Linked DNA regions of Homo sapiens: region 2 is linked to region 1. The links are chromatin loops, found by intact Hi-C in ENCODE. Cell type or tissue: heart left ventricle. All regions are shown on one strand. Links, peaks and the distances in the headings refer to the core of each region. The heading gives the core; the rest is flanking DNA.

Evidence for each region. Peaks named below come from ENCODE experiments on the same cell type or tissue, not always from the same donor. Only the 100,000 strongest peaks of a DNase experiment are listed, where the experiment ranks them.
Region 2: it touches region 1 in a loop (6-fold over the local background); 3 of 110 quality-filtered maps call a loop at or near these places.

Annotation. Positions count from the first base shown.
Region 1 is chr13:110,772,245-110,783,904 of GRCh38, forward strand. LOC107984613 (a long non-coding RNA gene) reads left to right here. Exons shown (of 2, transcript XR_007063873.1): 1 at 1-3,802; 2 at 4,386-6,101. Among named protein-coding and RNA genes, the nearest start is that of LINC00567, 35 kb to the right of the region's middle. In heart left ventricle, for the core only: no CTCF peak of the experiment used is centred there; no DNase peak of the experiment used is centred there; H3K27ac peaks cover 316 bases.
Region 2 is chr13:110,721,209-110,732,868 of GRCh38, forward strand. It overlaps ING1 (inhibitor of growth family member 1), which reads left to right. Exons shown (of 2, transcript NM_198219.3): 2 at 1-2,131. Among named protein-coding and RNA genes, the nearest start is that of ING1, 13 kb to the left of the region's middle. RefSeq lists an enhancer at 5,420-5,559. In heart left ventricle, for the core only: no CTCF peak of the experiment used is centred there; a DNase peak (open chromatin) is centred at 5,723.

The sequences.
Region 1 (11,660 bases), core at 1,999-9,998:
TCACCAGTGTTCCTTAGCACACAGTTGGGAACCACTGGAGCAAGTCCAGTTTCAAGTTTGCAGCTGCCCTCTCGGGGAATGTACAGATGAAACATCAGCCACAGAAGGCTCCTCATCCACTGTCATGTGACTGTAAAAGATTTGTGAATCTGTAAGCAGCACTTAATGGAAGGTATCTCAATGGCAACAGAAGTCAAGGAAAATCCTTCACCTCTGCATCCCTGCAAGGGCACGTGATGCAAATTAATTTGCCAGATCTTCCTTTTTGGGTGAAAAAGTCCAAGTAACAGTGGAAAGAGAATTCTGCCTCTCTTGGCTATGCTTTGCTCTGTCTGGCCCCGAACTGAAAATTGAGCTCAGTTTCCTCATTCTGAAGTGATCTGGGGATGGCGCCTTTGCCCAGCGTGCTCAGGTGTGGTATCTGTCAGATTTGATCATTAAACCCCCAACAGGGACTGCTGGACAAGACAGGAGGATTGGGACTCAAGGTCGGGGATTGAGCACACGGAGCCTTTCTTGTGCTGATGACCGGTCAGACTTCAGCATGGCCCAGTCAGCTGTGGCCATTTCTGAGCCTGATTGATCCCTTTGGGAAATGACCACACATTAAAGGAAATCGGATTCAGTATAAAGCCTGATTTGTTGTTTCCGTGACTGGAAGGGACTTCCCAAATGGGCCCCTGCAGGATTACAGTATTGGGAGCTGCAATTATTTGAGCTCTGTGGCTGAGTTTCCATACAGAAAAAACAGACCAGAAATCCTTCCCTGGGTTTTGTAAAAGTTGATTCAGACAGATGGGCCTGTCTATTACATTTTTGCTCTGGGAAATAATTATAATTATTTAGATGGCTTAAACCTTCAGGTTGCTATGTATTTCTTTAAAGTCCATGTCCTTAATTCTACTGTTTTTCTTACTGATCAGAATTCTTAGACCTTTTCCATTTGGAAAACTCTTTCTCTAATCCCCACACGCTCCACTAGTCTCACCATAAATGTTTCTGCCCCTTTCCTTCAAGCCATGAAGGTTCACCAGGGTGAGAGAAACAGAAATGGCATCTCAATGTAAGCCGGTAGGAAATCCCTTCTATAGATTCATCCTTTTAGGATGGATCTCAATGTGAGATGAGGAATACATTTCCATGAAATTTCGTTGAATAGATAATCCACAACATTGGTGGAGGTGGAGAGAGAAAAGAAAATGTCTCCTTAAGTTAGACCCAAAGAGAACAGCCAATTATACACAGGTGGATGCCCACTAACCTGTTATTAAAATAAATTTTTAAGTTTTGAATGAATTTAGATTTACAAAGAGGATGCAAAGATAGTACAGAGCGCTCTCGCATAGAGAGCCCACACCCCATTTCCCCTGTTGGCAACATCTTATGTTATCATCGTGCATCGAGAAACCAGTGATGCCACCTTGCTATGGACCATGCACTCTGCACGTCATGTGGGTTTTGTCAGCTTCTCACAAATGTCCTTTATCTGTGTCACAGTCCCATTCAGAAACCTCATGTATAGTCACCGTGTCTCCCTGGCCTCCTCTGGTCTGTGACGGTTTTCTAGATGTTCTTTGCTTTTTAGTGACCTTGACAGTTTTGAGGAGAACAGGTCAGTATTTTGTAGGATGTCCCTCAATCTGGGTTTGTCTGTTTTCTCACGATTGAAGTGGGGTTCTGGGCTCTTGGAAATAACACAATAGAGGTGAAGTGCCCTTCTCTGGTACACATGTTCATGAATCTTGGCTGTGCATTTACCTAGCAGGGAAATTGCTGTGAAAGTGGGTGTGTGTATCTTTAACCTCTGTAGGTAGAGTCAAACAGTTTCCAAGGTGGTAGTCCAATTTACAGGCCACCAGCAGTGTCTGAAAGCTTCTGTTTTCCTACAACCTCACCACAGGTGTGTCATAGTTCATTCAAGCTACTATCACAAAGGATCTTAGACTGGGTAATTTATAACCATGGAAACATTGCTCACAGTTCTGGAGGTTGGGAAGTCTAAAATCAGGGCACCAGCAGGCCATTTGGTGAGGGCTGCTCTCTGCTCCATAGATGGTGCCTCACTGCTGTGTCCTCACATGGCATGAGGGATAAAGGACCAAACAGGCTCCCTCAAGCCCCTCCACTTCTTTTTTTGTTTGAGATAGGGTCTCGCTCTGTTGCCCAAGCTGGAGTGCAGTGGCATGATCTTTGCTCACTGAAACCTCTGCCTCTTGGGTTCAAGTGATTCTCCCGCCTCAGCCTCCTGAGTAGCTGGGATTATAGGCATGTGGCACCATACCTGGATGATTTTTGTACTTTTAGCAGAGACAGGGTTTCACCATGTTGCCCAGGCTGGCCTCGAACTCCTGAGCTCAGGCAATCCATCCGCCTTGGCCTCCCAAAATGCTGGGATTGCAGGCGTGAGCCACTGTGCCTGGCCCTCAACCCTTATATAAGGACACTAATCTCACTTACGAGGATTCCACCCTCATGACCTAGCCACCTTCCAAAGGCCCTACCTCCAGATGCCGTCAAATTGGTGGTTAGGATTTCAACAAATGAACTTGGTGGGAAATACACATTTGGACCACAGCAATGTATTACCGTCATTCTTTTTAATGTTATCCATTCTCTGTGTGTTGTAGAATCTCAAAGTAATCATTTTCATCTTAATGAGGGTGAGAATTTTTTTATATGCGATTGGCAACTTTAATACTCTCTTTGGCAAAGCACCTGTGAAGGTCTTTCCTGGTTTTCTATGGGGTTGTCTGTTATTTTCATATCTGTGGGAGTTCTTCGTATCATTGAGATACAATCTCTTTGTCAGTTAAATATCTTCTCCCACTCTATGGCTTGGATTTTTTGCTCATTTAAGGCTTCTTATAAAGGACAGAGTTCTTCATTAAAATGTCATCCAAAATTGCACTTTTTCATTTATGGTAGAGTTTTTTGTGTCTGCTTAAAGTGTCCTTCCCTACTCTGAGGTCATGAAGGTATTTTGCTGTGTTTTCTTACCAAAACATTACTGTTTCACTTTTCACATTTTGGTAAGCTGGTATTGATTTTTATGTATGGAGGCAAGTGGAGGTTAAATCTTTCTTTCTCCCTCTTCTTTTCCTTCCTTCCTTCCTTCTCTTTCTTTCTCTCCTTTCTTCCCTCTTTCTCTTTTCTTTCACCTCATATAAATACTTAATTGTCCCATCACATGTATTAGAAGTCCTGCCTTTCCCTGCACTCTGCGGGGCCACCTCTGTCACAACCCTGGAGGCCATCCATGCAGTGTGTTTCTGGAGTCTGTTCTGTTTCAGTGTTTTATTTGTCTGCACTATGGTCTGAACGTTTGTGTCCTCCCACATTTCATATGCTGAAATCTAATTCCCAATGTGATAGAATGAGGAGCTGGGGCCTTTGGGAGGGAGGAGTTCATGGGGGCAGATCCTCAGGAATGAGATTAGTGCCCTTGTAAATGAGGCCCCAGAGAGCTCCCACATCCCTTTTGCCATGTGAGGTCACAGCAAAGAGATGGCTTCCCTGAACCAGGAACCAGGCTTCACCAACACCAAATCTGCTAGCACCTTGATCTTCCACTTCCCAGTCCCCAGAACTGCGATAAATACATTTCCGTGGTTAGAAGCCACCTGGTTTGTGGTGTTGTGTCATAACAGCTAGGACATGCTGAGACGGTCTTCCACCTCCACCACGGCATCTCTGACCTTCAGCTCTGGGCAGTGCGACTGCCCAGCAGAGCAAGCTCCTGCCTGGATCCTGCAAGGCTCTTCCAGGCCTTTGCATTTTTGTATAACTCACTTAAAAAAATTTGGTAAGTTTTTACGTTGAAATAATTTGAATCTTACAGAAAATTTGCAAGAATAGCACAAAGAATTTCTGTAGATACTTCACCTAGATTCGCCAATTGCTGATACTTGCTTTATGGTCTCTCTCCTTCCATATGTATGTAATATACACATTATTTTTCTGACAATTTCAGAGTAAGTCACAGTCATGATGTTCCTTTATCCCTAAAGATTCCAGTAAGTATGCACTAAGAGTAAAGACATCCTCTTAGTAACTACAGGCACAGTTATCAAAATCAGAAAAAGAATGTAAAAATAATACATGTACAATACTGTTTTCTATTCCTCAGACTTTATTTATTGTTTTACCAATCAATTGTTCCAATAACATGTTTTTATGCAAAAACATTCTGCTCCAGGATCCAGTCCAGGGTCACATGTTGTACTTATTTCCTAGGTCTCTTCAGTTTTCTTTAATCTGGGGGATTCTTTAGTCTGGCTTTCTCTTTTGAGACCTTGACATTTTGACCACGATTTTGTAGCATTTCCTCACCTAGGGGTTGTCTCATGTTTCTTCCTGATTAAACTGAGGTTGTGAATTTCTGGCAGGAGAACCACAGAAGTGAGATGATGCCCTTTTCAGAGCAACGTCAGGAACACATGCTTCCCAGCGCCACACAGTTAAGGAGATGTCTGACAGTCCTCTTTTCTGTACAGGTAATATTTTTTTTGCTTTTGTAATTAGTATTTATTCTGAGAGGGAGATACTTTGATACTATGTAAATATACTGTTACACATCATTCTTTAATCCATTAGTTTTAGCATTTGTTGATGATTCTAATCTGAGTTGATTGTTAACATGGTGGTTTTCAAATGATGATTTTTCTAACCCCATTGTTCCTACATTTATTCCTTGGTGTTATGGGTTAATTGTGTGTTCATAACCTCTAGCACCCAAATTCATAACTCTTAGCACCTCAACATGTGCCCTTATTTGGAGTTTGGTCTTTACAGAGGTGATCAAGATAAAATAAGGTTATTAGGGTGGGCCCCAATCCAACAAGACAGGGGTCCTTATAATAAGGGAAGATTTAGGTGGAAAGACACACACAAGGAGGATGATAGGAAGGCCCAGGAGAAGGCAGCCATCTACAAGCCAAGGAGAGAGGCTTGAACAGATAATCCCCCAGCCTCAGAAGGAGTCAACCCTACGGACACCTTGATCTGGGACTTCCAGCCTCCAGAGCTGTGAGACAATACGTTTTTGTTGTTGAAGCCACTGGGTTTGTGGTGTTTTTTACAGCAGCCCTAGGAAACAGTTCTCTATGATAAGGAAGAGTTCTTTGGCCCTCCCTTATTGGTTTAGTTACTTTGATCAGTGTGAACTTAGGGGACTTTGCTGCTTGCATTGTCCTAGATGAGGCAGGAGAGTCCCACACACTGGTGCCATGTCCTCTGGACCTGCCTCATCATTGTTTTTGTCCAGGGTGTGACAGGCCCACTTTGTTCTCTCTCCATGCCTGGCCTGAAGTCAGCCTCTTTCCCACAGAGTCCAGGTTCCTGAGAGTGAAGAATGATGTTCAAAAACCAAGATCTGTGAGTCACGTAAGCTTTCTGAAACAGCTTGTCATTTTTCACAAACAGATCTGTTTGAATTGTGGTGGGATTTCAGTGACCTGTAGAATACTTTAGGGAGTGTTGATAGTTTTACAAAAACGAGGCTTCCTCTTGTTAAACTCTCCATTTTATGAGGTTTTCTTCAATTTGTCACTCTTGTAGTTTATGGTTTTCCATCTAGAGATACTGTGTGTCAATCAGATTTATTCCTAACTTTTTGATGTTCTTTCAATACTATTTTAACTTGTTTTAGCTCTTCTAAAACTGATTTTCTTACTGTTTATTATTGATATATGGAAATATAGTTGATTTTTGCCTGTTGGTCTTATGTCTAATAAACCAATTTACTGGTTCTGATAATTTATTCGTAGATTATTTTGGATGGTCTACACACGCAATTATATTTCCTGAGAAAATGGCAGTTTTATTTCTTCCTTTTTGATACTTAAACATTTAGCATCTTTTTCACACCTTTCTGCACTGGCAGGACATTCAGAACAAGGCTGAAAAGAGAAAGAGAGAGAAGGCATTCTTATCTTCTCACAGTCTTCAAGGGAAAGCTCTCAGCATTTCATAATTGAGTACGTTTGTGGTAGACTTTTTTTCTGTAAATACTTATTGTCATATTATAAAAGTTTCTTTCCATTTTAAGTTTACTATGAGATTTTCTAGAAATCATTAATAAATGTTGACTTTTAATGAAGGCATCTATTTATATCTACATCTATTAAGCTAATCATATGATATTTCTCCTTTATTCTGTTAATGTATGCAATTATATTGATTGTCTTTTTACTTTTGGAGACAGAGTCTCACTCCGTCACCCAGGCTGTAGTGCAATGGTACAGTCATAGCTCCCTGGCTCACTGCAGCCTTGAACTCGTGGGCTCGAGCAATCCTCCCACCTCAGCCTCCTGAGTAGCTAGGACTACAGGTACATGCCATTGAACCTGGCTAATTTTATTTTATCACTATTATTATCAGTATTATTATTTTTTGAAATGAAGTTTTGCTTTTGTTGCCCAGGCTGAAGTGCAATGGCACGATCTCAGCTCACTGCAAACTCCGCCTCCCACACTCAAGCGATTCTCCTGCCTCAGGCTCCAGAGTAGCTGGGATTACAGGTGCCTGCCACTATGCCTGGCTAATTTTTATATTTTTAGTAGAGACGGGGTTTCACCATGTTGGTCAGGCTGGTCTTGAACTCCTGACCTCAGGTGATCTTTGCACCTCGACCTTTCAAAACACTGGGATTACAGGCCTGAGCCATTGCACCGGGTCTGAACCTGGCTAACTTTAAAAACATTTTGTAGAGATGAGATCTTGCTATGTTGCCCAGGCTGGTCTCGAACTCCTGACCTCAAGTGATGCTCCCACTTTGGCCTCCCAGGGTTTTGGGATTACAGGCATGAGCCACTATGCCCAGCCGGATTGCTGGATAGTAAAACAACCTTGCATTTCTGCTATAAGCAACGGTTGATCACAATGTGTTACGCTTTTTATTTACTGCTGAGTTAAATTGGTTAATACTGTGTATAGAACTGTCTAAATGTCTTCCAGATGCTATAACAAAATACCATGGACTGGGTGTCTTTTTACAACAGAAACTTATTTCTCACAGTTCTGGAGGCTGGGAAATCCCAGACTGAGGTTTAATTATTTTGGCAGAGTCTGTGTCTGGTGAGGGCTTCTTGGTTCATAGATGGAGCCTTCCTGCTGTGTGCTCACATGGTGGAAGGGGCAAGGGAGCTCTCTGGGGTCTCTTTTATAAGGACATTCATCCCATTCACAAGGAATCTGCCCCATGAGCTCAAGACCTCCCAAAGGCCCTACCTCTGAACATTATCTATCACATTGGTGATTAGGTTTAATGTATGAATTTTGGGTGGACACAAACATTTAGTTTACGGTAAGAACTAAGTATCAAAGCTCTTGCGGCTTCATAAGACGAGCGGAGATCAGGCCCCTCTTTTCCCAGCACTGGCTTTAGCTTCTTCCTTAAATGTTTGGTAGAAGTCATAAGTAAGTTAACCCCTTTTCCATTTAGAAAAATAAAGTCCAGCTCACTGCCAGCGCTCATTTGCTTTTACATAAACACGCTCTTTGAGGCTGGAGCAAATCTAAATGATTTTCAATGTGAAAATAAAATATAAAAACTGTTCTTGGAGTTATTTCGAAACAGAACTAACATCAGAATCATCTGCATCATCAGAATCATCTATTTTAGAAAAATCGGATTTATCAAATGAATCTTCAGCAACAACTGTGAGAACCACGTTAACATCACGTGTAGGAATTCTACATTTTCTAGGATTTGACATTTTCAGCAATTGAGGATTATTGTATTTTGTAAATGGAAAATACCACTACTAAAAGCAGAATGCTATAAATAGAATGATGTATTTTGTTTCCAAAGTTGATACATTCGAGCTATGCAAAGATAATAATAAAAGTGAGATATTTTGTGGAGAATTATCTCGGGGTAAATGCTGCAGCCACAAACATAGCCAGCGAGTATGCTCAGGCGAACAGTAAAGGGTTAAGTTCTACCAACAGTAGGTTGTAACTTTATGGGAACTTGTCTACTTCATTTAATTTTCAAATAATTATAAAATTACGCATGACATCCTCTTGTTGCCATGTTTAATTCTGCAGGCTTTGTAGATATGCTCCCTTTTCATTTTTGATGTTGAATATTATTTTGTGTCCCCCACCCCCACTTCCCTGCCACTTGTTTCTTGGTCACTTTTGCCAGAGGATTATTTATTTTGCTAGACTTCTGCAAGAACCAAGTTTTAGTTTTCTTGATTCTCTTTACTGAGTGTTAATATTTTTAAATTTCTATTATTGTCTTTATTATGTTCTTCCATCTAGCTTCTCTGTGTTTATTTTACGTTTTTTCAACTTCCTGAGCACCAGATTCCCCTCCCTAGGCCTACTCATTGGCCTGACCATTTTACACACCCGTACCACAGAGCAGATGTTTGCATGTTTTGCCAGCTTTTCTAGTAGTGCTCCACAGAGAGTCTGGTCCAAATTACCCATTCAGTCATTACTGGAAGCAGAAATTTCTCATTTACACATTTTTAATCCCCATTACTTAGGAGTCTACTGACCATATTCAATATAAAAAAAGGAACAAAGTGTCCATTTTTATACTGCTATAAAGAACTACCTAAGACCGGGTAATTTATGAAGAAAAAAAGGTTTAATTGATTCACAGTTCCACATGGCTGGGGAGGCCTCAGGAAATTTACAATCATAGTGGAAGGCAAAGGGGAAGTGAGGACCTTCTTCACATGGTGGCAGGAGAGAGAGAGGATGAAGGGGAAAGTGCCACACTTTTAAACCATCAGATCTCATGCGAATTCACTTACTATCATGAGAACGGCATGGGGGAAACTGCCCCCGTGATGCAATTGCCTCCGACCGGGTCCCTCCCTTGACATATGGGGATTACAATTCTATTTTTTTTTTGAGACAGAATCTCGCTCTTGTTGCCCAGGATGGAGTGCAGTGGCACAATCTCAGCTCACTGCAACCTCCACCTCCTGGATTCAAGTGATTCTCCTGTCTCAGCCTCCCGAGTAGCTGAGATTACAGGCACACACCACCACACCTAGCTAATTTTTTGTATTTTTAGTAGAGATGGGGTTTCACCATGTTCCCCAGGCTGGTCTCGAACTCCTCAGCTCAGGCAATCTACCTGCCTTGGCCTCCCAAAGTGCTAGGATTACAGGTGTGAGCCACTAAGCCTGGCTGGGGATTACAATTCAAGATGAAATTTGGGTGGGGACACAGAGCCAAACCATATCATTTCACCCCTGGCCCCTTCCAAATTTCATGTCTTTCTCACATTGCAAAACCAATCATGCTTTCCCAACAGTCCCCCAGAGCCTTAACTCACTCCAGCATTAACTCAAAACTTCAAGTCCAAAGTCTCATCTGAGACAAGGCAAGTCTCTTCTGCCTATGAGCCTGTAAAATCAAAAACAAGTTAGTTACTTCTAAGATACAATGAGGGTACAGGCATTGGATAAATGCTTCCATTCCAAAAGTGAGAAATTGACCAAAACAAAGGGGCTGCGGGCCCCATCCAAGTCCAAAACCCAGTGGGGCAGTCATTAAATCTTAAAGCTCTGAAATGATCTCCTTTGACTCCATGTCTCACATCCAAGGTATGCTGATGCAAGGGGTGGGCTCCCAAGACTTTGGGCAGCTCCACATCTGTGGCTCTGCAGGGTACAACCCCCACAGCTGCTTTCATGAGCTGGTGTTGAGCTTCTGTGGCTTTCTCAGGTGCACATTGCAAGCTGTTGGTTGATCTACCATTCTGGGGTCTGGAGGATGGTGACTGTCTTCTCACAGCTCCACTAGGCAGTGCCACAGTGGGGACTCTGTGTGGGGGCTCCAACCCCATGTTTCCCCTCTGCTCTAACCTAGTAGAGGTCCTCCATGAGGGCTCCACCCCCTACAGCAGAAGTCTCCCTGGAAATCCAGGTGTTTCCATACATCCTCTGAAATCTAGGCGGAGGCTCCCAAACCTCAACTCTTGCCTTCTGTGCACCTGCAGGCCCAACATCATGTGGAAGCTGCTAAGGCTTGGGACTTGCCCCCTCCAAAGCAATGGCCCAAGCTGTATCTTGGCCCCTTTTAGCCATGGCTGTAGCTGGAATAGCTGGGACACAGGGCACCAAATCCTGAGGCTGCACAGATCAGCAGTAGAGCCCTGGACCTGGCCCATGAAACCATTTTTACCTCCTAGGCCTCTGGGCCTGTGATAGGAGGGACTGCCTTGAAAATTTTTGAAATGCCCTAGACACATTTTTCCCATTGTCTTGGCTATTAACATTTGGCTTCCCTTTACTTATGCAAATTTCTGCAGCTGGTGACTTGACTTTTTCCTCAGAAAATGGGTTTTTCTTTTTTACCACAGGGTCAGGCTACAAATTTTTCAAACTTTTATCCTCTTCTTCCCTTTTAAACATAAGTTCCAATTTCAGATCATCTCTTTGTGAACCCATATGACTGTATGCCTTCAGAAAAAGCCAGGTCACATCTTGAGGGCTTTGCTGCTTAGAAGTTTCTTCTACCAGTGTATTAGTCCATTTTCATGCTGCTGATAAAGACAGACCTGAGACTGGGCAATTTACAAAAGAAACAGGTTTAATAGACTTACAGTTCTACATGGCTGGGAGGCTTCACAGTCATGGCAGAAGGCAAGGAGGAGCAAGTTACATCTTACATGGATGGCAGCAGGCAAAGAGAGAGAGCTTATGCAGGGGAACTCCTCTTTAAAAACCATCAGATCTCATGAGGCTTATTCACTATCATGAGAACAGCATGGGAAAGACTTGCCCCCATGATTCAATTACCCCCCACTGGGTCCCTCCCACAACACATGGGAATTCAAGATAAGATTTGGGTGGAGACACAGTCAAACCATATCAGCCAGATACCCTAAATAATCTCTCTCAAGTTCAAAGTTCCACAGATCTCTAGGGCAGGGGCAAAATGCTGCCAGTCTCTTTACTGAAGCATGGCAAGAGTAACGTATGCTCCAGTTCCCAAGAAGGTCCTCATCTCCATCTGAGACCACTTCCCTGGACTTCATTGTTCATATCACTATGGTCAGTTTGGTCAAAACCAATCAACAAGTCTCTAGGAAATTCCAAACTTCCCCACATCTTCCTGTCTTCTTCTGAGCCCTCCAAACTGTTCCAACCTCTGTTACCCAATTCCAGAGTGACTTCCACATTTTCAAATATCTTTGTAGCAGCTCCCCAAGCTCCCAGTATCAATTTCCTGTATTAGTCTGTTTTCACACTGCTGTGAAGAACTACAAGAGAATGGGTAATTTAAGAAAAGAGGTTTAATTGACTCACAGTTCCACATGGTTGGGGAGGCCTTGGGAAACTTACAATCATGGCGGAAGGCAAAGGAGAAGCAAGGACCTTCTTCACATGGTTGCAGGAGAGAAAGAGGGAGAGAGAGAATAGGGGAAAATACCACACTTTAATCAGATTTCATGAGAACTCACTCACTATGATAAGGAAACCACCCCCATGATTCAATTGCCTCCCACCAGGTCCCTCCCTTGACACATGGGGATTACAATTCAAGATGAGATTTGGATGGGGACAGAGAGTCAAACCGTATCAAAAAGTAAAGGTGGTTTTGAACAAATGTGCTGGTACAGACCCATCCAAGTCACCGTGTTCTTGTCCAGATGGTTGGCTTGCAAGGTGCATATTTACCTCATGGTG
Region 2 (11,660 bases), core at 1,998-9,997, 51 kb before region 1:
TGATTTAGACTAGCATCTAACATTGATTTGCCCACATATTGAAAGGGTCAGTGGAGTTTTCATTTATTATTTTTTATTTTTTTGAGATTGAGTTCCAGGCTGGAGTGCAATAGCGCAATCTTGGCTCACCGCAACCTCCGCCTCCCAGGTTCAAGCGATTGTCCTGCCTCAGCCTCCCCAGTAGCTAGGATTACAGGCATGCACCACCACGCCTGGCTAATTTTGTATTTTCAGTAGAGACGCGGTTTCTCCATGTTGGTCATGGCTGGTCTCGCACTCCCGACCTCAGGTGATCCACCTGCCTCAGCCTTCCAAAGTGCTGGGATTACAGGTGTGAGCCACCGTGCCCGGCTGGAGTTTTCATTTTTTTTTTTTTTTTTTTTTCTGAGATGGAGTCTCACTCTGTCTCCAGGCTAGAGTGCAGTGGCCCAGTCTTGGCTCACTGCAACCTCTGCCTCTCGGGTTCAAGCGATTCTCTTGCCTCAGCCTCCCGAGTAGCTGGGACTACAGGTGCGTGCCACCATGCCCAGCTAATTTTTGTATTTTTAGTAGAGATGGGTTTTCACCATGTTGGCCAGTATGGTCTCGAGCTCTTGACCATGATCCGCCCACCTCGGCCTCCCACAGTGCTGGGATTACAGGCGTGAGCCACCGTGCGCTGAGTGATACGTGGTTCCCTTTAACTTCGCACATGGTAAAATCAGTTTCTTTCCATGATCTGTTTCACAGTCTCTGTGAAGCTACCTACCACAAAGAAGTAGTGAGTGATGACTTTCTAGAATCTAAGTATATGGCATGTATTTATTATAAGTAAAACATTAAGTTTGCTGATTGTTTACTTGTGATAAACAATTATTGTGAACTTTATTTGTGCTGGACATAAGTGTCTGTTTTACAGTGAAATTCCATTATAGAGGGTTACTTGGTAGAGAAATGCAAATTGTAGTTGGTCATATACTAAAATTTGAACTTTTTACATATCAATACTTACAAATAGGTGTTTATTTTCCCACAAAACTCCAGAACATTTAAGAGTCTCGGGTGTTTAAATTTGATGAGATTTACCCAAACAAATAGTGAACAAAAGGTTTATGAAAATAAGTTATGAAACTAAAATACTTAATAAACATCCAGTGACAATAAAAATAGCTTGAGTCTTTGCTTATATAAAATTTCATGCTAATTTTTCACTTCTATATTAATTGGAGGTAATAATGCAAATTAAGTTATAGAAATGAAGATTCAATGAAATGCAGTTGCTCATCCTGGATTTCTTCATATTCAGTTTTGGTGTAGACAACTGGTGAAGAGAGATGGCTCAGAGGCCAAGCCTTGCAATCTAGGAGCCCAGCCCTGTCCTTTAAGGGCTTGATCTTGAATAAATTGCTTAACAGTTGGTCTATAGTTCTACACTTTTAAAGTATGTTTCACAGAGGGTGGTTCCAATAAATAAATGCACTGGCATATTCAAATGTTGGATAATTTTTCTCTAGCTTTCTTCAAGTTTCTCATAAGGACAGGTGGGTAGCCACTTATTCTTTAAAAAAAAATAGATACAATACAGAGTCGTGTTGGACTGGCAGTCTTAAATCACTCTTGTTATTTCCAGTGGACATTAAAAAAAAATCACAGATAAGTACTTAAAACACTCAAGATTTGGGATTTAGATCATGATTAGATACAATAGAAAGATCCTGGAATCCCGACATGAGGACAAAAATGGTACTGAATTCTTTTTGAAAAATAGATTACTGAAAAGCGATCTAATATAGAACAGTTGCTTTTACTTAGATGTTCAATGCATATTTGTTGTATAATAACCAAGTTATTACAGTTCAGATAAAGGGTCCAAAGTGTTTTCGTTATGATATAATACTTTCTATTGTAAACTGGACTAAAGAAACGTTGTATGTTCAAGGAAGTGTTGAGCAGCCATGGTGTTCCTGGGACAGGCTCCCCAGGTGCTGAGAGAGGTGCTGCAGGAGTCACAGACCTGCAGGCACGCACTTGCCAGTGACTGGGACGTTGGCTGGTGGTTCTCTTTTGGTGTGATTAGAGCTATGTGAGTTGTCTCAATACTTGAGACTGTCGGTGGTTGCCAATGCTGAATAAAGCATTTATCAAAGTAAAAGCCATTTCCTCTTATTATATATTATTTTAGAAAGAGTACACATTTAGTTGTGATATCCTTTTGTAGTTCACATTTATGTAGTGTTCCAGGTAATAAGTTACCTGGAACTTACCTGAACACTTCAATATTTCATTAAAGTATTAAATCTTTTTCTTAGGCAAAATGATTAAGAGCTTCATCTGTGCACTTCTAAAGACATGATGTGCTCTCGAGGACATCTAGCTTTTTTCCTTCTATCTAATGTAATTTATGGCTCTAGAATCCTTGGCATATATGGAGAGAGGTTTTATTGATACTGTCTGCCTCCCTCTCCATTTTAGCGTGTAGAATGTGCCTCTTTCATCGCAGAGTCCAGGCAGTTCTCAGCACCTTGGGGGCTAGATTTCCGGGGTTTTTTTAATCTGGAAAAATTGCTAGTCCGTGACTGCATTTCTTGAGGCACTCGTGTTCTCTGCACAGGCTCTCATTGTGAACTCGTGGAGGGCTTAGGAAGACACCGCTAATGGGAAGGAGGTGGGAGAGCAAATGTGTGTTGTGTTACTAAGTCAAAATTGCCTCCTGAGGCTTTTTATGAGGGGCTTTGTTTCAGAGTATTTATTTTAACTATTCCGTCTTTGTTTTTTAAGCAGCTCATCAGTGAGAATCCAACTATTACATTTTTTTCTAACAAACCAAACATTAGTGAGCTGTGCCCCCTGTGCCACCAAAAGAATGAGAGGAATTCTATAACTGGAATGAAGAAAATCATTAGGCCAGTTCTCTTTCCTTACCTCAAATACTCTGTATTACTTGACTGTTCATAAAGATGGGGTTGGTATTTTTCCAATTAAAAACCCCAATCTGAAAAGAAGCTACTACAAACTGAGTAACAGGTTAAATCTTTTTTTTTTTTTTTTTTGTTTCCCCTGAGACGGTGTCTTGCTCTGTCACCCAGGCTGGGGTGTAGTGGCCTGATCTTAACTCACTGCAACCTCTGCCTCCTGGGTTCAGCGATTCTCCTGCCTCAGCCTCCCGAGTTGCTGGGATTAGAGGCATGCACCACTACGCCCAGCTAATTTTTTTGTATTTTTGGTAGAGATAGAGTCGCACCATGTTGGCCAGACGGTCACAAACTCCCGATCTCGTGATCCGCCCGCCTCAGCCTCCTAAAGTGCTGGGATTACAGGTGTGAGCCGCCACGCCCAGCCCAGGTTAAATCTTGACTGGAGCCAGTAAACTCCATTAAAGTAAAATTTTTCTTTTTCTTTTTTCTTTTCTTTTTTTTTTTTTTTTGAGACAGAGTCTTGCTCTTGTTGCCCAGGCTGGAGTGCAATGGCACGATCTCGGCTCACTGCAACCTTCGCCTCCTGGGTTCAAGCTATTCACCTGCTGCAGCCTCCCGAGTAGCTGGGATTACAGGCGTGTGCCACCAAACCCGGCTAATTTTTGTATTTTTAGTAGAGACAGGGTTTTACCATGTTGGCCAGGCTGGTCTTGAACTCCTGACCTCTGGTGATCCACCTGCCTCAGCTTCCCAAAGTGCTGGGACTACAGGTGTGAGCCACCGTGCCTGGCTAAAGTAGAAATTTTCTTTTTTTCTTTTTTTTTTTTTGAAGTGGTTAGAAAAATTTATTTTGTGCTTAGGATTTTTTTCTTTTTCTTTTTTCCTTTTTTTTTTTTGAGACGGATTTTTGCTCTTGTTGCCCAGGCTGGAGTGTAATGGCGCAATCTTGGCTCACTGCAGCCTCCGTCTCCTGGGTTCAAGAGATTTTCCTGCCTCAGCCTCCCAAGTAGCTGGGATTACAGGCAGGCGCCACCACGCCACACCCAGCTAATTTTGTATTTTTAGTAGAGACGGGGTTTCTCCATGTTGGTGAGGCTGGTCTCGAACTCCTGACCTCAGGTGATCCACCCGCCTCAGCCTCCCAAAGTGCTGGGATTACAGGCATGAGCTACAGCACCTAGCCCCTTAGGATATTTTTCTAAGGCATCACAAGTTACACATCCAAACTCTTCAATGGTATAATATTTTATATTAAAGTAGAATTTTCTACGAAACAAGAAAATGCTTGTTTCAGCAGGCAACTTTAAATAAAGGTACTCAGTGTCGTGGTGTATGTATATCAATATAGCCACCATTTATTGCCTCCTATATGCTAGACATTGCTAGCACTGCATACTTCATATTTTATGACAACCCTGCCAAAAAATGGCTGCTTTTCCTGATGAAGGTGCTGAGACTCCAGCCAGGGACCTGACTTGCACAAGGCCAACGCCCTGCATCTGGCTCCAAAACCAGCATCCTTGACCACCGCCTGGCACCCGGAGGCCTCCTCATGGTCAGGACCTGGCGTTGCTGCTGGTCTTCCCTGAACGCCTAACATGCCAGGAGTGTGCTGTCCTCCCAGCTCTGTGGGGGTCTTACAACTGAGAAAGCCATAGAAGGTGAAAGAAACGCTCATGGTCTCACGGGAGGAGAGAGCGAAAAAGTCTTAATTGCTGGGCTTCTTTGCCTGAATGAAGGGATCTGCAGGAGCCACGGGTATTTGCACTACCAAGTTCTCATGCTTCTGATTTTCCTCCAGGTAAACCAGGATGCTTACTTCAAGTTTCTTGTTTTGCCCTACAGTGAATTTTAGGATTGTAATTTACCTGCAAGGTTTTTGTTTGTTTGTTTTGTTTTGTTTTTTCGAGATGGAGTTTCGCCCAAGCTGGAGTGCAATGGCGCAATCTCTGCTCACTGCAACCTTCGCCTCCCGGGTTCAAGCAATTCTCCTGCGTTAGCCACCCGAGTAGCTGGGATTACAGGCACGCGCCACCACACCTGGCTAATTTTGTATTTTTAGTAGAGACGGGGTTTCTCCATGTTGGTGAGGCTGGTCTTGAACTCCTGACCTCAGGTGATCCGCCCGCCTCGGCCTCCCAAAGTACTGGGATTACAGGCATGAGCCACCGTGCCCAGCCTACCTGCAAGGTTTTAAGCAATTCACTAGGAGCCATGCACGGTGCTAGAATCAGCATGAGAGTCAAAGTCAGATTTGAATCAGGACTAGTTTATCACAGGTTAACCTCAAGGAAGTCACTCTTCTGTACCCAATGTTCTCAGAAGCAAAATAAGGACAGTGATAATGCCCATCCCAGGAGTGGAGGCCCAGACTTGTTAATGTCTGAAAATACTTCAGAAATGCTAGAGCACTGTACAGATAACAATTTGAGTAATATTTTTGGTCAAATTATTCTAGTTTAACACATGTATTCTTAAAAAATGGACTTGTGATTCCTTACAGCTAAAGAGAATCAAGTCCACCCTTAGCATGTTAGCGGTCACTGCCAGGTTCCTGCTGCACGAGGAGGAAGTCCTCCATGGCTGCTTTTCTATAAACAATTCCATTTCTCGTTGTAGAACACAGAAGTAAATACATCGAATTTTTATTTTTAGTAGCAATCAGAGCCTACTAAACTTCCTTTTGACTCACCTCTTGATTGAATTCAGAGTAGGCAGAAAATCTCATTCAATCTCTTCACTGTGTGGGTGAGGAAACCGAGGCCCAAGGGTGATGAAGCCACTTCCTCAAAGGCACTCCGTGAGTTGGTGGTGGGGCTGCCGGCAGGATGAAGTGCTGTTACTCCAGGCCAGAGCCACTCCCCCGCTTCATCAGCCATGCTGTTTCATGGGTGCACCTGTTCTCATTTATGTGGACGTTAGGAACCGTGGGTCTCTCGTGTTAAGCCATAGGCCTTTAATAAAGACGTGTAGAGTAAAGCCTGAATCCAAGAATTGACATTTAAACATGAAACATTTTCTTTTCTAACTTGGAAACCAGTTCTAAAAACACACCTAAAAGGGAATTTCAGTTTGATTTGTGTGAAGGGAATATTTTTGGATAAATCTGTATGCCATTGGAAATGCAATATTTCTAAATGATTAATATTTGAGACATTAATGTAATGAGACATGTAATGTCATGTAATGTAACGAGACATGTAATGACATGTAATGTCATTACATATTTGAGACATGTAATATTTGAGACATTAATGTAATATTTTTATTACATTTAATAAATTTTATTTTTATTATAAAATTTTTATTATAAAATTTTATAAAAACAAATGTAATGATCAATCACAGAGTTTAACAATGTATCCATTTACAAAGATGCCTGGAAACAGTTTGCTGTCTCCCAAAGTGTTTATTTAACATAAGAAATTGTTAGATAAATACTTATTTTCTCTATTATTTGAGCATCTTTTGGTTGCAAGTAACAATAATTGACTATGTCTCAAGCAAAGACAGGAAAGATAAGAGAAGTGTCAGAAAATTCAGGAATCGGAAGAGCAATGAGGACACCGCAGCAAGGATTTTTCTCTGCAGCACAGATGTGTTCAGACACAGTGCGGACCAGGTGGAGACCCATCCACGAGGCTCACCGTGGCCAAGGGGTAGATGGTGTGGTGGACACTGAGCTGCTGGAGTCTGTTGTGGACAGTCAGGTGCTATGTTAGAGCAAATCTTTCCATTTTAAAAACACTTCCCCGGCCAGGTGTGGTGGCTCAAGCCTGTAATCCCAGCATTTAGGGAGGCTGAGCCGGGTGGATCACAAGGTCAGAAGGTTGAGACCATCCTGGCCGACATGGTGAAACCCCGTTTCTACTAAAAATACAAAAAATTAGCCAGGCGTGGTGGCACTTGCCTGTAGTCCCAGCTACTCGGGAGGCTGAGGCAGGAGAATCACTTGAACCCGGGAGTCAGAGGTTGCAGTGAGTCGAGATCATGCCACTGCACTCCAACCTGGGCGACAGAGCGAGTCTCCGTCTCAAAAACAAAACCAAAACCAAAAACAAACACTTGCCCTGATAGGTGCTGTGTTTGAATAGACGCTTGTGCCACCCTGACAGCTACTGGCTCTGGCTTAATTCTTTTCCCTTTAATTGGGATGTGTTCAGGGAATGGAAATTAATTTTTGTATTTTAAAGTAAGTAAAAGTTAGATGGAAGAGGGGAAATTATAGTTTTCCATGGCCAATATACACAATTTTCAAAATATTTATGACTCTTTGCACCATCAATCTGTTCCATAAACATGAGAAATTAGAAGTCAACTAACAATGAAATACTTTTATGACACAAAGATCTTCAATAATATGAGGTAGTTGAAAGTCAAGATATACAAGGATGACCTTCCTTGGCATCTTGGAAGGCTGGTAAGAACCATTTCACTTTGCAAATTTTGAAAACTACACTCGACCAAGAAGTTTAATTCTTTTTTTTTTCTTTCTTTTTTTTTTTTTTTGAGATGGAGTCTTGCTCTGTCTCCCAGGCTGGAGTGCAATGGCACGATCTCAGCTCACTGCAACCTCCGCCTCCTGGGTTCAAACGATTCTCATGTCTTAGCCTCCTGAGTAGCTGGGTTACAGGCACCCGCCACGTGTAATTACAGCCACCCGCCTGGCTAATTTTTGTATTTTTAGTAGAGACGGCGTTTTGCCATGTTGGTCAAGTTGGCCTCGAACTCCTGACCTCAGGTGATCCACCCACCTCAGCCTCCCAAAGTGCTGGGATTACAGGTGTGAGCCACTGCGCCCAGTCAAGACGTTAATTCTTTAGAAAGTGCCAAGTCGGATGTGGAGAATAAAAAGATGAGCAGCTAAGAACCCAGTCTACAGAAGTAACAGCTAGATTGCACTGCAGGGGAGGAATGGGAATAGAATGTGTGAGGACAATTAGGAAACAGCTTGTGAGGCTTACTGCATGTGGCTCCATACTTCAGGAATGATCTAGAAAGGTCAAAGGAAAGCAGCACGGGAGGACTGTGATAAGCTCTCACAGGACACTGGTGTGAGGCAGATCTTACATGAGGTTACAACTCCTGCCACTGAGGATGCAGTGCAACCTAAATTTTGAAAAATATAAGACATAAATAGACCATAGAAGAACAAATTTAATAATACCAGGAATACTGTTTCTTGAGGAACCAAAATACATGGACAGATTTACTAATTTTATTTCCTCTTATATTTCTATAATGTTATTTTGTAGAATGACTCTTATGACAGTTTTATTTATATTCTTAATATCCAGCATAGGGGAGAAGCTAATGAATGACATTTCTGGCTTTACTGTGAAATTATGTCACTGCAGTGTGTTCATGGGATAAAATATTGTTCTATTACCAAAGGCGTTGTGTTCCTCTCTTCAATGATGGGGCGACTTGAAATCTTTTTATAGGGTGCCAGGCCAACATTCCTCTAGTGCAGGGAAAGCAGAGGGTCAAACCTAGAAACAAAGATCTGGAAACTAATGGCTATCAACCAGACAGCAGGAAGTCAGTTGGTACTATCAATCTTTTTTTTCTTTTTTGGAGACAGGGTCTCGCTCTGTCGCCCAAGCTATGGAACAGTGGCAAGATTTTGGCTCACTGCAGCTTCCACTTCCCAGGCTCAGATGATCCTCTCACCTCAGCTTCCCTGGTAGCTGGGACCACAGGCGTGCGCCACCCTGCCAAGCTAATTAGTTTTTTGTATTTTCTGGAGGGACAGTGTTTTACCATGTTGCCCAGGCTGGTCTGCTCAATCTTATAGAAGCCATGAAGAGCATCGTTTCAACATGGTGGACTAGGCTAGTCCCTAAACACATACAAATTTTGTATGAAATATGGGGGAAGGGAAAGGTTTTAAATACATACCCAAGAGGAAACACAAGAGAATTCTCCGTGTGTCAACACAAAAGAAATCAGAGCAAAAATGGCAAGCAGTTGCTGAAGAGGTAGGCATGTGACCAAGGTCTGTCCATTAAGGTGCCCCACCCTGCTGGCCACAGTGACCAGGGTATGAATGGGCAGGTACCCCACATCCATCACTACCTATCTTTCCTGGGACTTTTCTTCTGGAGCCACCAGCAAAAATACCTTTTGTCTTTTCATTGTTGCTGCTAAACCATGAGGATGTATGCCTGGACACCTGGTGGTATCTTACCCAGCACACAGAGAGTCAGCCTGGAAAATGGAGAGAAATACAGTGTCCTGATGGCATTGTTGAAACCCCTGAAGCCACATGAACCCTGGAACTGTCAGTTATGGAGGTCAATAAATCCTTTTGTTCTTAAGCTAGTTCAAGCTGGGTTTGCATACTAACCAATTCACCCACCACCTCTATTTCCCAATCCTCCCAACTTCCCCAAGTCAACAGTCATCAGCGGTTGGTGGGCATCTATCTCTCCAGCTCTTTTTCTTTTTTCTTTCTTTCTTTCTTTTTTTTTTTTTTTTTTTTTTTTTTTTTGAGGCAGAGTCTCACTCTGTTGCCCAGGCTGGATCTCGGCTCGCTGCAACCTCCACCTCCCAGGTTCAAGCACTTCTACTCCCTCAGCCTCCTTAGTAGCTGGGATTATGGGTGTGCACCACCACGCCTGTCTAATTTTTGTATTTTTAGTAGAAACGGGGTTTCACCATATTGGCCAGTCTGGTCTCGAACTCCTGACCTCAGGCGATCTGCCCGCCTTGGCCTCCCAAAATGCTGGGATTGCAGGCTTGAGCCACCATGACCAGCCCACAGCTCTTTTTCTATGAGATGATACACACACTTTTAGGGTGGTTTTGAAATGTGCACAAACCTCACACTCCTCCCATCCGAGTGGAGCCTGGTTTCCCTCCCTTAACTGCAGAGGAGCCTGTATGCCTGGGTTAACGTGGAGAATGCATGGGACGTGACACCATGAGACTTCCAAGGCAGCGCAACAATCACAGTTTCTGACTGATCCCTTCCTGTCTGTGGATGCTCACACTTGGGAGTCTGCCTCCTGGAAGGGCTGCACACAGGTGTTCCAGCCATTTCTTCAGCTGAGGTCCCAACTGGTAGCTAGTGCCAACCATCAGATACATGGGCAAGATCGCTTGAAGGCGCTACCAGCCCCAGCTTCCAGCTGACACCCAGTGGAGCAGAAACAAACTGTCCCTTCCCAGCCCTGCCCAAATGGCAGATTCATGAGCAAATTAAATGTCACTGTGTTAAGCCATTACACTGTGGGGTGAATTGTTATATTGCAGTAGATAACCAGAACAATACCTATGTAAAGATACAGTTTTGCTTTACTTTTTCTTTTACAGAAATGCGATCATACCCTATGTATTGATTTGCAATAAGCAATTTTTTTCCCCTGTGTAATACTTTGCCCTGTTGGTCATTCCATATCAATACATAAAAATTAATTGACATGTTATTAACTATCACAAACAATTATGTCCTATGGATATGCTATAATTGAAACATTCCTTTAATGATCAATGATTAGAGTGTTTCAAATTTTTCTTTATGGCAAACCATTCCGAGATAAATATCTGTGTATTGTTTTCATCCTGCATATGAATATTTCTCTATGATTGATACACAGAAATAAAATTTTAGCAAAAAAGGTTTTCACACCATCTGTAGAGGCTAAGGCAACTCCATTCTTACATGCTAATCCACCATGCTGACATCTGATTAAGCCCAGTTCCAGGAAGGCCTCTAAGATTTCTATGTTATCTACTTTAAGATATATCCCACCAGCATCTGTGAGTACTTACTTCTCCTTACCTTTGCTGTCATTGGATATTAACCAAATAGAATTTTTCCTGTCTTGAGAAAAAACATTTATACATAGTTATGTAATACATTATATTTATAATTAAAATATTACATATATAGTACATACATATATAATATATCCATATTGTATATTTTATTATTATTATTATTTGAGACAGAGTCTCGCTCTGTCACCCAGGCTGGAGTGCAGTGGCACAACCTTGGCTCACTGCAACCTCCACCTCCCAGGTTCAAGCAATTCCCTTGCCTCAGCCTCCCAAGTAGCTGGGACTATGGTTGCCTGCCACCATGCCCTGCTAAATTTAGTATTTTTTTTTTTTAGTAGAAACAGGGTTTCGCCATGTTGGCCAGGCTGGTCTCAAACTCCTGACCTCAGGTGATCCACCCGCCTCAGCCTCCCAAAGTGCTGGATTGCAGGCGTGAGCCACCACACCTGGCTCATATTGTATATTTTAGGTATATAAACATATGTATTAAGAATATATAATTTGCGCTTCCCTTGTTTCTGTTGCCTTTGTACAACTTTTCAGATGGTATTGGCCATTTGTATTTATTCTAAAATGATTAATTTTTCTATTTATTACAGACAAAAATTTTCTCCAAGTCTGTTATCTTATATTTGTTTATGGCATCTTTGTCATAACAAAGCTTTAAATTTTTGAGATCATCATGTCTGAGCTCTCTTCTTTACAGAATTTATATTATATTTTGCTTAAGAAAGTTGTTCCCACCCCCAAAATTATAAAATATTCTCTTACAGTCTTTACATGTTTTTCAAATATCTCTTTTATCCATCTGGAATTTATTTTGGTTTTTAGGGTGGGGAGTCACTGAAATTCTTTGACAAAATGGAAGAATGTGAGGGATGCCATGTGGTATAGGGAAAGAGTGCTGGCCCTGAAGCCAGAGGACCTGGTTTCAGTCTCTGGCACGTACCAGCTGTGTGATCTGGGTGGAATTTCTTCATT